Regions from separate parts of the Mus musculus genome. Here region 1 is linked to region 2. A link is a loop called in an ENCODE intact Hi-C map of the cell type or tissue named here. Cell type or tissue: gastrocnemius. All regions are shown on one strand. Links, peaks and the distances in the headings refer to the core of each region. The heading gives the core; the rest is flanking DNA. Region 1 holds the start of Lrif1 (ligand dependent nuclear receptor interacting factor 1). Region 2 holds the start of Cept1 (choline/ethanolaminephosphotransferase 1).

Evidence for each region. Peaks named below come from ENCODE experiments on the same cell type or tissue, not always from the same donor. Only the 100,000 strongest peaks of a DNase experiment are listed, where the experiment ranks them.
Region 1: it touches region 2 in a loop (8-fold over the local background); 11 of 42 quality-filtered maps call a loop at or near these places.

The regions. Positions count from the first base shown.
Region 1 is chr3:106,718,665-106,725,088 of GRCm38, reverse strand. It overlaps Lrif1 (ligand dependent nuclear receptor interacting factor 1), which reads right to left and starts at 3,407. Exons shown (of 4, transcript NM_001039488.1): 1 at 2,983-3,407. The coding sequence starts at 3,044. In gastrocnemius, for the core only: a CTCF peak has its summit at 2,821; DNase peaks (open chromatin) are centred at 2,850 and 3,374; H3K4me3 peaks cover 2,067 bases; H3K27ac peaks cover 1,739 bases.
Region 2 is chr3:106,544,284-106,550,707 of GRCm38, reverse strand. It overlaps Cept1 (choline/ethanolaminephosphotransferase 1), which reads left to right and starts at 2,906. Exons shown (of 9, transcript NM_133869.4): 1 at 2,906-3,028. It overlaps Dram2 (DNA-damage regulated autophagy modulator 2), which reads right to left and starts at 2,910. Exons shown (of 9, transcript NM_026013.3): 1 at 2,788-2,910. In gastrocnemius, for the core only: no CTCF peak of the experiment used is centred there; a DNase peak (open chromatin) is centred at 2,922; H3K4me3 peaks cover 3,906 bases; H3K27ac peaks cover 4,792 bases.

The sequences.
Region 1 (6,424 bases), core at 845-5,844, 170 kb before region 2:
TTTGGAAAAACCTATGTAACCACAGTGGCATATATTTATAGTTCCAGGTACTTAGAAACTCAAGTAGGAGTGGGAGGATCACTAAGTCTCAGTTTAAGACAGCCTGATCAATGCAGTCATAGCCTAACTCAAAATTAAAAGTCCTGATAAACATGCTAACAAAACTAATTTCTGAGGTTTCTGGTTTTGTTTTTTACTACTCTATATGGATATTTTATCACTCATGGATTAGAAATGAAATAATTAACATGTTGGAGGCTAATGAAATTTTATGGTTTTGAAAATAACGTATTTTCATCTGTTAGGAGACCAAACTTTCCCTTCTTGCTATTTATAAAAAATATGTAAGAAGTTATATGTTACAATTCATATAATATTAAATACTATATATTATTAATGGAATAATATCACCATTAATTTTAATCCTAAAAGCCAAGCAATATAGACCTCCACTGTCATCAACATTTTAGCTGAAAAAAAAATACAAGGGTTTAAAATATTTTCAATAACTTATACAGAATTACATGCTTTCCTTAAGGAATCTTATTTATACTTTATATAAAAAGCAAGGTTCAACAATTCAATTGCATAAGTCCAGTTAGCTTATATGGTGTTAATGTCTCTCCAAGTTTACTCTGAAGTTGTAAAGATAAAACTTTACAACCAAAGACATCAACCAGCAATGAAACATTTTCTTCCCAAGTGAATGAAGCCACATGCTGAGAGCAGTAATTTTAACTGGACATTTGTCTTTGTCTCATTTAATTCACAAATATTGACAAGAAAGCTTCTCAATAAATCTTAGTAATTTCCTAATAAGGTATGTGTAATTTTTATTCCATTTCTTTAAATCTAATTCTCTACCATCTTATCCAAGCCCTCGGATTTCTGAAGTCATCTGAAATACAATCTTCATTCTAAATCAGCACGGTCACTAGTTACTCAAACCTATTTTAATCTCATCAATCCTATTCCAAAAATTTTCTGCACACTCAATCTCCAATAGATGAAATAGTTACCAGACCAAAGCAAACGTTAGAGCTATTATGCTACCTGTGGTACACAACTGAGTAAATAAGAATTCAATGCAAATCTTAATAATTAAATGACTACTACACTGCAAATATACAGATTTTTGCATTGTTCTTATAAAACTGAGTTTCCTATTTTTATGCTTGATTAAATTACATACATTAAGTAATAAATATTCTCTATGACAATACTACTCCGAATATGTTATGATATCAGAAAATTTAAGAAATAAAAGCATGAAAATATAACAAGGCACAAGAAAATAAGCCAATGAATTAAAGAAGTTGAAAGTAACCAAAACATAATTGAATTTAAGATATTTTTCTGACTTAAAAATTTGCCAAAATTGTTAGAAAGTGTTTAAAAGAGAGCCCAAGGGCATAATAAAAAACTTTAATGCACCACTTAATCTTATAGGACTGGAAAAGAATATGATCTTAAACACATAAGTTATATCATCTATAATATATCATATACAGGTAAAACATATAAAATTATTGACTAAAAAGCATTTCTTCTACTTTTGCTTCTCTGTATAGGATACAATTTATCTTTAAATTTCCACAAAATACAGACTACCAAAGAGCCGTCTCTATTGCTATATAACAGTTCTTTCTATGTTAACAGCTCACTAGTTACTGTTAATGACTTTGGGGGGGGTACTTGCATAGTAACAGCTTCCTAAAGATTCAGCTACTGGCAAGGCTGACACAGGATGGTCACTTGTTTTTGTTAGAGCATTGTTTTAAAGGAAAATGTGTGTGTGTGTTTTTTTTAAAATCACTATTGGTTTTTCATTGCAATTTGGGTTTGTATATACTTGTAACTAAAAGAAACCTAGAAACAGGACACAAATTCATGTTCTTAAACTTGGAGCAAATATTTAAATAATCCTTTCTTTCTTAAATTATTTCTTTTCTGTTGTTATCAAAATATTCCCTGATACCATTATTTTTATTAGAAAGTGAAACATTAGTCTCATAAATGGTAACAAACAAAGCTGCAATAAACACCAGGTAGATTTTCTTTTTTCAACCACAATCCCCTTTCATCAGTTTTGCTCTTAGATTTTATGTTGTTCATTTACCTTCTACAGACTTACTAATCTTTGCTTCTCAACAAGCACTCATTAACTCTGGAAAGCATAAATTAAAGAATTGTTCCTTAAGGAATATTCTGTTGTTCCTGCTTTTATTTCATCTGGATTAACACAAAATTAAAAGAAAAATGTTACTGGTGATACATTTCCAAACCAAAGACTGTCAGAACCCTTTGTAATCCTAACACGAGGTAAACCCAGGCTGTATTGTGGACAGTCCTGGCTATAGTGAGTTTCCTACCTAACCAGAGCCATACAGTGTTCCAACTGTTCCTTTGTAGAGACAACCAATGAGATGCACCCCTTTTAGACCCGTTTCAAATGTGTTACCTGGAAAAACACATTTCAAGTTTTTACTTTTCTCCATATTAGTTGAAATTTTCAAATACTAAAGTCCCTTGTTCTAGAACACATTTTCTAAGTACATTAAAATGGGACTATTTTCACTTGAAGTTACAGCGCCGCGGGGCTGCACTTGCTAATCCACGATGGGTGTTTTGGTAAGTGTTTGAGATTCTTGGAGCATCGCCAAGTTGGTTTTACTTCCGTGGGTATCTACTTGTTCCGCCTATGAAATTCGAGCGGGTGGCGTAGGGCGCGCTGGGGGCCAGGAGATGGTAGCTGCGTTGTAATCGCGGGCTGCTTTACATTTTGGAGAGGACTGGGAGCCAAGGGCTCTGCACTGGTGTGCAGTGGGTGCGGTGTAAGGAGGTGTGCTGTGATGGCGCTGTGCTCCCACATCCCCGCAGCTAGCACCCGGTGCGCGCGGCTGAACGTCAGCTGACGCGGCCATGACAACCTAAGTCACAGGGTGTGGGCGGGCGCCTGAAGAACTGGGAACTGGTACTTACCAGCGCGAGCCTGACTTTTCCTCTGCGGTTTTCAGAATGACGCTCTGGAGACTATTAGACATTTTAGATGGGTGGGAGGGGATAGGGCAGTGAATACTGGGGGGACAGCGTCCCCAAGTAGGCGCGAACCAGAGCACGGGTGTGGAAGGGCAGCGTCTGAGGCGAGCGAACAGAAGGGTGTGACGGGAGATAGTTGAGAGGGCGGCTCCCCCAGCTTCCGTGGGAAGTGGCTGTAGAAGCCGGAAGACTCCTACCTCAGGCAAGCTCACAGTTTTCCGGCGAGTCTCTTCTGGCTACGTGACGCATCACAGCCAGTCAGAGAGGACGTGGGGGGCGTGGCATCAATAGCACCACCCACGACAGGGCCTGATCGGAGTCTGCGCCCACTAAAACCGAGCTCCTAGAGCCAGGGATCCTAGGCATACAGCTACGTCACATATGGTTACCAAGGCGAATGGATCGCCATGGCCCCGCCCTTATGACGTGGTCCAATCGACAGCGAAGGTTGAGGTCTCTTCTTCCGGATCAAAGGAGGAACTAAAAGAGAAAGTGCTTTCACTGCCTACATGAAATGAAATACTTCCGGTGTCAGGCTTAAATTGTCTGCACTTGTACATGCGCTTTTGCAAGCCAATGTAATAATGTCCTCCTTAGCAGTTTTATTCAGTAGACACAGATAGGCATTTGGTAGTTGCCATAAATTGTTGAAAACCTTTATCTCCCTTCTCATGGCTAGAAGTGATTATTTTTTTCTGTTTCTTGAAGTTTTGCTCTACATTAATCGATTAACCATTTTCTCCATTCCCACACTAACACCTCAGTTAAAACTGTATCTTACTGTCATGTATTCAATTCTTTGAGTGTCTGTGCATTAAATCCCCTGTATAAACTTTTTGAAACTCTTAATTTCCAGAAACCAGCTCTAAGAATTCTCTAGAGTCCTGCAGTTAATGACTATTTGAGAATTGGGATCATACTGTTTAATGGGTAGGAGGAATTATAGTTTAATTAGGTGTGGAATATTATGAAAGTGTTTTCAAAGATAAAATTTTATTTGACATAGGCAATCTTGTATGCTGCAGTGTTCAAATTCAGGACACTGATAAGGTAGACAATTTGAAGGTTTATATGGTTATTTAAAAATGGAATTACCAGGCTTAGTGACACACATATGCAATTCTAGCGCTTGGAAAGTACAAGCAAGACGATAGGGGCTTTAAGATCACCCTTGGCTACTTAGTAGAAGGCCATCAAGAACTACATGAAATCTAGTCTCACAAAAAGGGAAGAAGAAAGGTTTACTCATACCCCTAACTGCTAAACGTTAAAGATTTTTAAGAACTTCAGGTTTTGATATGTCAAGAGAAAGTATCATTTTCCTATTTTTGTATAGCACATTTATTTGACAATAAAGTACCCTGTTCTCATACTAAAGACATCAGGAAAGATAGGCAGACCTTAATGCTTTCAAGCTTTATGGCATCTTTTGTCTATGTAATCAAAGTTACTAGGAAAAAACAACAATGACAACAACAACTAAAACAAACAAACAAAAAAATCAAATGCGTTTTGCTACACATTGCTGTGCACACCTTTTATTCCAGAACTCAGGAAGAGGCAGGTGGGTCTCTGAATTTGAGGTCAGCCTAGTCACCAAAGTGAGTTTCAGGTTAGCCAGGGTTATACAGTGAGAACCCTCTCTAAGAGTTTGTGTGTGTCTAAGTGTGTGTGTGTGTTGTGTGTGGGGGGGGGGGGTACGGCACTTGGGAGGCTGCCTACCTTGTTTGCTATCTTATCAATTGCCATTTATTGATTATATTTTCCAGTCGGGCTTTTCTTATTCATCTGGGTTAAAGCTTCAAGACTAATTATCACAGGTTGTGCTATCCAGATGTTGGGAGGACAAGAAGTTTATTAGATTATCAGTTTCAGTGAAAGAAAAATTTGGCAGAGAGAGAAATTAGCCTGAGATACATTTCAACAAAAATCTTCTCTGCCTCAGTCCAATTCTGAAATAGCCCTCAAACTTTTTCCTGTAGAGGAAGAAAACATGAGGGTTTATGCTTATAATAATCAGTCACTGCACCCATGCTGTGACCAAAAGAAAAATGGAGTTTCATTCCCACATTTAAGAAAGAATTCTGTAGCCAAGGCAATTATGGAAAGAGGCTGATATTTGAGGCATGCCTATTGGCAAGAGTCCAAGTACTATAATAATAAGACCATAGCCACATCAGAAGAAAATCCTGGGAGTTGGATCATAGCATCCTACATGCTTATTAAACAATTCTTGCAGCTCTTTATTACAATTAATGCAGTTTATCTCACACTTAAAATCTTTAGTCAGCAACATCATTATTCTCTCACTCTTGAAGAAACAGCAATATGCTTTTCTTTCTAACTTTTGATCTACTTGGTGTGTTATAAGGGTCCATTTCTGTTTATTAAATAAATGAGTTCTCATTCCTTGTTTCTCTTATTTTCTAAAACTATTTGTCCCCAGCTGATAATATCCCTTCCCATGATTTTAATTACTACCTCTTACCTATTATTACTCTACAAAATGTATACATAATAGCATATTCTAGGCACTGATATGTGCATTATAAATAGACACTCATTTATGGCAAAAATAACCCAGTAAAATCATTATACAAAAAATTAAGAAATTAAGAAACTAGCCATTGAAAGAGCAAACAACTCTCTGGAAGTTACACAGTTGGTAATTGGTAGAGCTAAGTTTTAAATTTAGGTTGTTTGTCTGAAGATTCTATGTCTCTCACTCTTAATTTGCAAAATATATATTCAGTAATTATCATTACATGTAGCTGGGTTTTAATGTACATTGGTGAGATCTATTGAGTGTTTTAAAAAATCATCTTCAAATGAAATATGTTCAAAAATAGCCAGAAGCAGGAAATAACCCAGATGTCCCTCAACCAAAGAATGGATACAGAAAATGTGGTTCATTTACACAAAGGAATGGTATTCAGCTATTAAAAATGAAGACATCATGATTCTTTCAGGCAAATGGATATAACTAGAAAATATCATCATGAGTGAGGTAACTCAGATCAAAAGGACATGCATAGTATGTACTCACTCACTGATAAGTAGATAGTAGCCAAAAAGTACAGAATATCTAGGATACAACTTACAGAAAGATAACAAGCAGAAATGCCCAAATGAGGAGACTTCAACCCCACTCTGAAGGGGGAAGGATACGGGTGGGAGACTGGAGGAGGGAAAGGAGAACGGGATCAAATATTGAGGGGGAAGTGGACAGGGGAGAAGCCCATAGGGCCTAGAGAATAAATGGAAATAAGCAGCCTCAGGGAGTGGGAGGTGGGGAACCCTCTAGAGAGTATCAGTACCAGAGACCTAGGAGGTGAAACACTCTCAGGACTCATTGGGTGTGACCTCAAACAAAATGCCCAACACT
Region 2 (6,424 bases), core at 510-5,509:
CTGTAAGTCATTCCTTCCTCCCTTCTACTCACTGTATAGTGTAACCATTCTTGTTTAGATTCTCCATTCCTGGTTGAACTGCTTTTCTTCCCCTCCATCCATTCAATCTGCATTTCCAAATTAACAAGTATTCCCCTCCGCAAAATCTTCTTAAAAGTAAAGCTGCGGGATCTTGGGCAAGCTTCAGAATTTATCTGAGCTAGTTCTTCCTTTGAAAAATGCAAATATCGTCAAAAGTTGTACCACACAGTAGTTACTAGAAAGGTACAGTTATTTAAATTAATATATAATAAAATTTCAAATTTCAGTCCTATATTGTAGTCACCACTATCCAAATGCTCAGACCCAGGCTAGTGGCTAGCAACTAGACAAAGTACGGGACATGTTTTTATCATGGAAAAGTCCAGCAGACTCTGCTAGAGAGTTGTTATAGAAGTTAGAGTGACAGCAAGGAAAGACCCTAACATACTGGTGATATACAGTTAATAGTAGTCTTTAATATTATCTGATATTTTTAGATTACATTCAATTTTTTGTTTTATATGTATGGGAGGTAAGGATAGGGGTAGGGGTAGAATGGGGGTTGGGGTGGAGTTAGAGGTGGGTGTATACATGCCCAGGAATCAGTTTTCTCTTTCCACTACATGTGTCCCAGGAAATGAACTCAGGCCATCAGCATTGCTAGTAAATATCTCACATGCTGAGCCATCTCACATATTTTAAGCCATCTAAAAGAATAGCTGTTTCAGTGAGGTTTATTCAAATACTGAGATAACAGATGTTAGGTTCCTTCCTAAGGTGGTCTTTTCATAAGGTGAGAGAGAAACTGTTCTCAAAATGTCAATTTTCACAACTGCCCAAACCGGTTCCCTTTTCAAATCCTGAAATCTATATACAAAGATGATACATTATCATTTCAAACACATGATTTTAAGCAGCACACAAATACTAGCCAATGAACCAACAGTGTCTGTGGCCTGAACACTAGAATGCAGCACTGTGAGCAAAATGTTTCCTTTAAGGACCTAATGCTTGAGATCTTTTATAATAGTGATCTATCAGCGGTAATTTTTAAAAAAAGTTTTAATTGTAGGAAGTCAATTTTCTTATTGTTTGGCACAGCATTTCCCTAACCCCTGGATGTTATCTTTTTTTAAAAAAATCCATAATTAACACTTTCTAATTATTGAGTTTCAGGCAAATTTCAAATTTCTGGGATGTAGTATTCTATGTGAAATATAAGTATAAAATACTATAACAATTCATAAATTGCAGTCATAACTACCCATACATGGCTGCATATAATTTTTTTGAGGTATTAAATACTTGTATGTGTTTAGGCTTTGAAGATTCTAGCTGTTTAAACTGACTGCTTAGAAGCAAGGCAGGGCTTAAAATATTGTTAAGAGTCTTTCGGAGACAAGTGAGAAACCAAAGTAGACAGGAAGAGTAACATGGAAGACTAACAACTGTCCAGTGCCTTCCCCTCCAAAAAGGAAACGTGAGAGCAGTCTCAGACCAACAGGATTACGAGTGTAATGTTTAACTATTTTATGGGTCAAAGCATTCAAGAACCCTTTTAAAGAGTGTTTGCATAGCAAACAAGAGGCCTTAAGTTCAATTTCCAGAACCAAAAAAGAAAGCTTTAAGATGACTTAAAAATATATAAGAAAACTTCACACAACAGTAAGGATATTTAACAAATTTTTTTGCATCTCTTACCCATCTCCTCTGCTTACTTTGAAGCTCCATGAGTCAGAAATCCAGTTACATTTTTTATTTTCATAAGCATTTAAAAGCCACTGGTAATAAAAAGAACCTTTTTAATGTTGTCTCTTCTAAGTGGTAATAACTAAAGAATAACAAAAGTGTAAACTCTGGATGTTCCAAGTGAATGAACAGGTGGCCCCAGGTTTTTTTCAGAGGCGAATAGAAATATCAGGCCACAAACAAAGCATAACAAGGACTATTTTCCTAAATTCTAATATGGCCTCTTGACAAATGTAACATTTTCCAATGGCTAATCTCAAAGCATCTAGTTTCACTGCCAATAAATTAAAATTTGATAACGCAGCCCCGATAGATTAAAAAAATGTTGCATTCGGTATGTAAATTAAAATTGGGAAAGCTGGAAAACTTATTCCTGTCTCAGTGCTTTACAAAGGAAAGCAGCTGTTAGGATTCCCAGGACTTGTGATTTCCTTTCAACTAGGGACCACTCCCTTTGAAACACAATCATGGGGTGGAGACAGAGCTCTGTGTAAACACAAGGTCACCACTGGTCTCAGTTTTGAACTTCCTCAGCCCCAACCAAGTAGAAATAAGGGCACAGGGATGACAAAGGGTATTAGGGCAAAGGTTTCCTTAGTTGATTCAACAAAAGCAACCCCTTGCACACACACTCCTAAGTCTTGTAGTACAAGAGTTTCACTGTCCCTGGCACCAGAAAAATATAAGGGACACCATGCTTGGCACGACGCATCGCTTGGGATGAAGTGGTGGTAGAGGTACTAAAGAAGAGAAAAAGTAGGACGCGGAGACCTCAGCCTAGTTGTCATCTCCCGTGATTCGTGGGTTCCCGGAGCTGGCTCGCGACTCTAGTCGTGGGTGTCACGAAGTTCACGGAACCAGGTGAAGCTACCGAGGTTCGCGTGGCTCGCGCGCCCGTGGGACCAAGGGGGCTCGCGTTGTGCCCTCGCTCTTGGCTTGCGAACCACACTTCGACACAGCACCCAAGTAGAAAACCTGCCGAGCGCCAGGCCAGGCACTTTTCCCCCTCCCACTCACCTTCTTTCCTGTCCCCGACCAGCCAGCTCCAGCCTCAAAGTGCAGAACAGGCCCACTGTAGGAGCCTGGGCGGAGCCCCGGGGCGCGCTCCCGAGTAGCTCGGAGGCGCGCCTCAACCTTTTCTGAGTCCCCCCTCTTTACGGCAATCGTGAAAGTGTCGTGAACGTGCTGCCGCCTATCAGTCACTCAGTCGCCTGGAGTCGGAGTTGCTATTTCTAGGCTTGTGCTTGTTGGGTTCGGGGTAAGGCTGCGGGGGCCCGGCCTAGGGAAGGGGCGGGGATGTTGCGGACGTGGCGGGGCGGTTTTGTCCCGGGAGGAGCGGAGCGAGGGCCGGAGGCTCTGGGCTAGACAGAACTGGGTAGCTGCGGACGGACTAGCTGAAGGGGAACGCCGTCCTTGCTGGCGCTGGGTGGCCTCGCGCGCGGGGTTGTGGGCACGGCGAGGGGCGACGGCCAGTCCCGAAGGCTCCGGAGTCGGAGGTGGAGGGGCGCCTGCGCGGTATGCGAGCCGTGGTCGTGGGAGGGAGCACCCCAGGCTAACCCCCGGTGAGCCGAGGGCTGGGGCGCTGGCTTCGCGGAACCGACCTTGTCTGGCGGGTCCACACCCTCCTGGCCCGGTGTTGCCAAGTCCAAGAACCGTGCAGCATCCTGTGCGGTCTTTGCTGTCCTTTTGGGAGGCGGTTAGTGATGTTTCCTGGCTCGGGCCACGCTTCTTGTTGGGCAACTTTTCTAGAAATTTCAACCCATATTGACAGGCTCAGAGATTGCCAGCTAGAGTTTTATTTCAGTCGCGTTCTTAGAAGGAGATTGCTGGGGTTTTTGCCTGTGTTCCCAGGAATGCTTGGCTGAACCTCAAGCTTTACATTTTACCGAGTTTGAGTTTTCCAGTTTGATGCTTGGCATTTTGATACCAGTTTTTACCAATGTTGTATCATTGCTGTTGAATATATGGCATTGCTAAAACTCTAACTCACCAGGCAACGTCTATTGCAGCAGGAGGCAAATTCATAGTCAGTTTTCAACGAGTATAGGAACTTTGTAAGTTGTTAGAATATTTCCTTTCTACTTTACAACTGTCAGGAATGTGTTCAGAATGTGTGTTGAATTGACTGGCTCAAACACAAGGAAACTGTATAAGACATTTGGAGCATTACCAATTTAAAACTATTGGCATTCGATGAGATTTGAAGCTTCAAAATCATTTTGCTACATATTTAGCCTATGCTGAGAATAACTGAAGTCCCTGTACAGCTGGTCATAAAGACACAACCCTTCCTTTTAAGAAACGAAGTAGGTAAATCTGACTCTCACATTACCAATTACATTTTATTGCATAGCACTTTCTTTTCTAAACTACATTTTGCTTTCTTCTTCTTCTTCTTCTTCTTCTTCTTCTTCTTCTTCTTCTTCTTCTTCTTTTCTTCTTTTCTTCTTTTTTTTATGGTTGGTTGGGTTTTTTTTCTAGACAAAGTTTCACTATGTATCCTTGGCTGTTCTGGTACTTGCTGTGTAGACCAGATCCGCACCAACTCAGGGATCCCCCTGCTTCTCTCTACCTTCTTAGTGCTGGAATCACAGGTGTGCACCACCACCCAGCTATATTTTGCTCTTTAAACTGGCTAGAAATGCTGGTGGTGCTCATTTTGAGGGCCATGCAGTGCTGTTTTTAAGAGAATATAAAAAAGAATACAGCTCTAGGCTTTTGGTCCCTCCTCCTCTGAAGTTATTTCCCCCTTTAAGGAACACACAATTTCACTTCAGCAAAACACCAGATCTAAGCAGTACTGTCTGCTTCTGAGTACAGAAAAGCCCCCCTGCCCCCAGACAAACATGTTTTATGTATCATTTGTTAAATAATGCTGAACTTATTCCTATGATCCTATTAATTTATTTATTTTTCTTTCTCTTGTTTTTCTTTCTCTTTTCTTCTATGGTCCCTTCCCTAATAGTCTCAGCCATTAGTATTTTACTTTAAGTAATGGCAGAGGTCAGAAAGCTGTATACCACTGAATCCCACTGAAATGCTTGTAAACATACTGTTGAATCAGTGCTGATAAAAACCTGGAACCCTTGTACATGGGTGGGGATCATGGGGGTGGGGCAGAAGGGAAGTTCTAGAATTTCACACAAGTTGGATATTGTGTAAGTTTACTTTATGGTCTGCTCAGCAGTTGAGTTTTCTGTTTCTGTTTTTGTTTTAAATGTGATACTTATCAGATGCCCCCTCCCACCCCGTCCATGACAGGACTAAAGTGGGTCAGACACTGTTACCCTGTGTTTTTCATGGGAGACTTGAAAACTTACAAATTGATGGATTTTAGTAAATTTATTCATTAACCATTGTTTCTTTGTCAAGCATATATCCATGCCTAATGGAAAAATGCTTTTGTCAGAAAATGACCCCTCTATGCCTCCAAAAAGTTATTTATACGATAACTTGGTTGAGGACGAGACTCATTCACCCCCACTCACACACCCTTTTGCATTTCCTGAGAACGTAGACTGCTATATCTTTCTAGGTCTAGAACAACCAAGTGCTCATTAAATACTAGAAGAATCATACTCAATAAATACTGATTTTCTTTTTCATGTCAACGGTGGTATGAGACTGTGGGGAAAAGAATGTTAACAAGACAGGAATGGGCCTACGGTCATGGAACTTAAGGAGCACTGTTGAGGGTAAAGACAAAATAAAGCCCTACAAACAAAACCTTCAAAGTCAGATAAGCGTTACAGGAAAGTAGAGCACTAGGGTCAGGTTGTAGCAGGAGGGAGGGTGTTTACTGAGTACAAGTGGAAAGGCTACCACAGCGGTCAATATTGTAAACTGAATTTCCACAGGCAGCCAATTTTTTTTTCAGTTTAAAATTACTTTCATAATTATGAAAGCCTGTTCTCAGTTAACAGGCTGTACTCTAGAATTGTAGGCTTTGTTACAAGCTCATTGGGAATTTTCCATTCAATCTAAGTAAAACTCGATGCTTAACCTCAGCCTGTGAACCCCTGCGTTCAGTGATGCTTCTCACTTCCTTTTCCTATCTGATGTACTTTTGTTCTACCTTTGTGATTTCCTAGGTACCCGAATAAGGCACACTTTACTGTCCCATTCTCTGCTTCTTGGACTATTCTTTATCCTGCTCTTACTACCGCGTTTACTCTTTTCTTCTGAAATGGGTAGAAAAGTTTGATGACTTCCACCCCTATTCAAAATGCATTCTTTCAACTCTTTTCTGTCTCAGCACTTTATTTTCTGTATAGTGTGTGTCATGCCGTGGTGTGATGTTACTGCTTGCTCACTGGGCTTTAGTACCTGCTGGGTGTGGGAACCTGACCATGCCTGTCTTGTATAGTAGGCACATTTGACACTTAGAACTTTCCTTTCATAAACAGTACCTTGACTCGTGTGTTTCTAGGCAATCAGCAATAACTTTTACTTTGCTGGGTTATTTTTAACTTTTATTTTTTTATGATTTTAATTTCTTCTGTAGTAAGGAACGATTTTCTGCCTACCTTGTTGGACATAGGCCTGACCACACACAATATTTGTAATGTCTTCCAAACTTCCATTCTCACACTCTTTATTCTTCCTCTTCTAAGCTCCCATTTGCTGCTCCTTTGGTGTACGTTAGCTTTCCTTT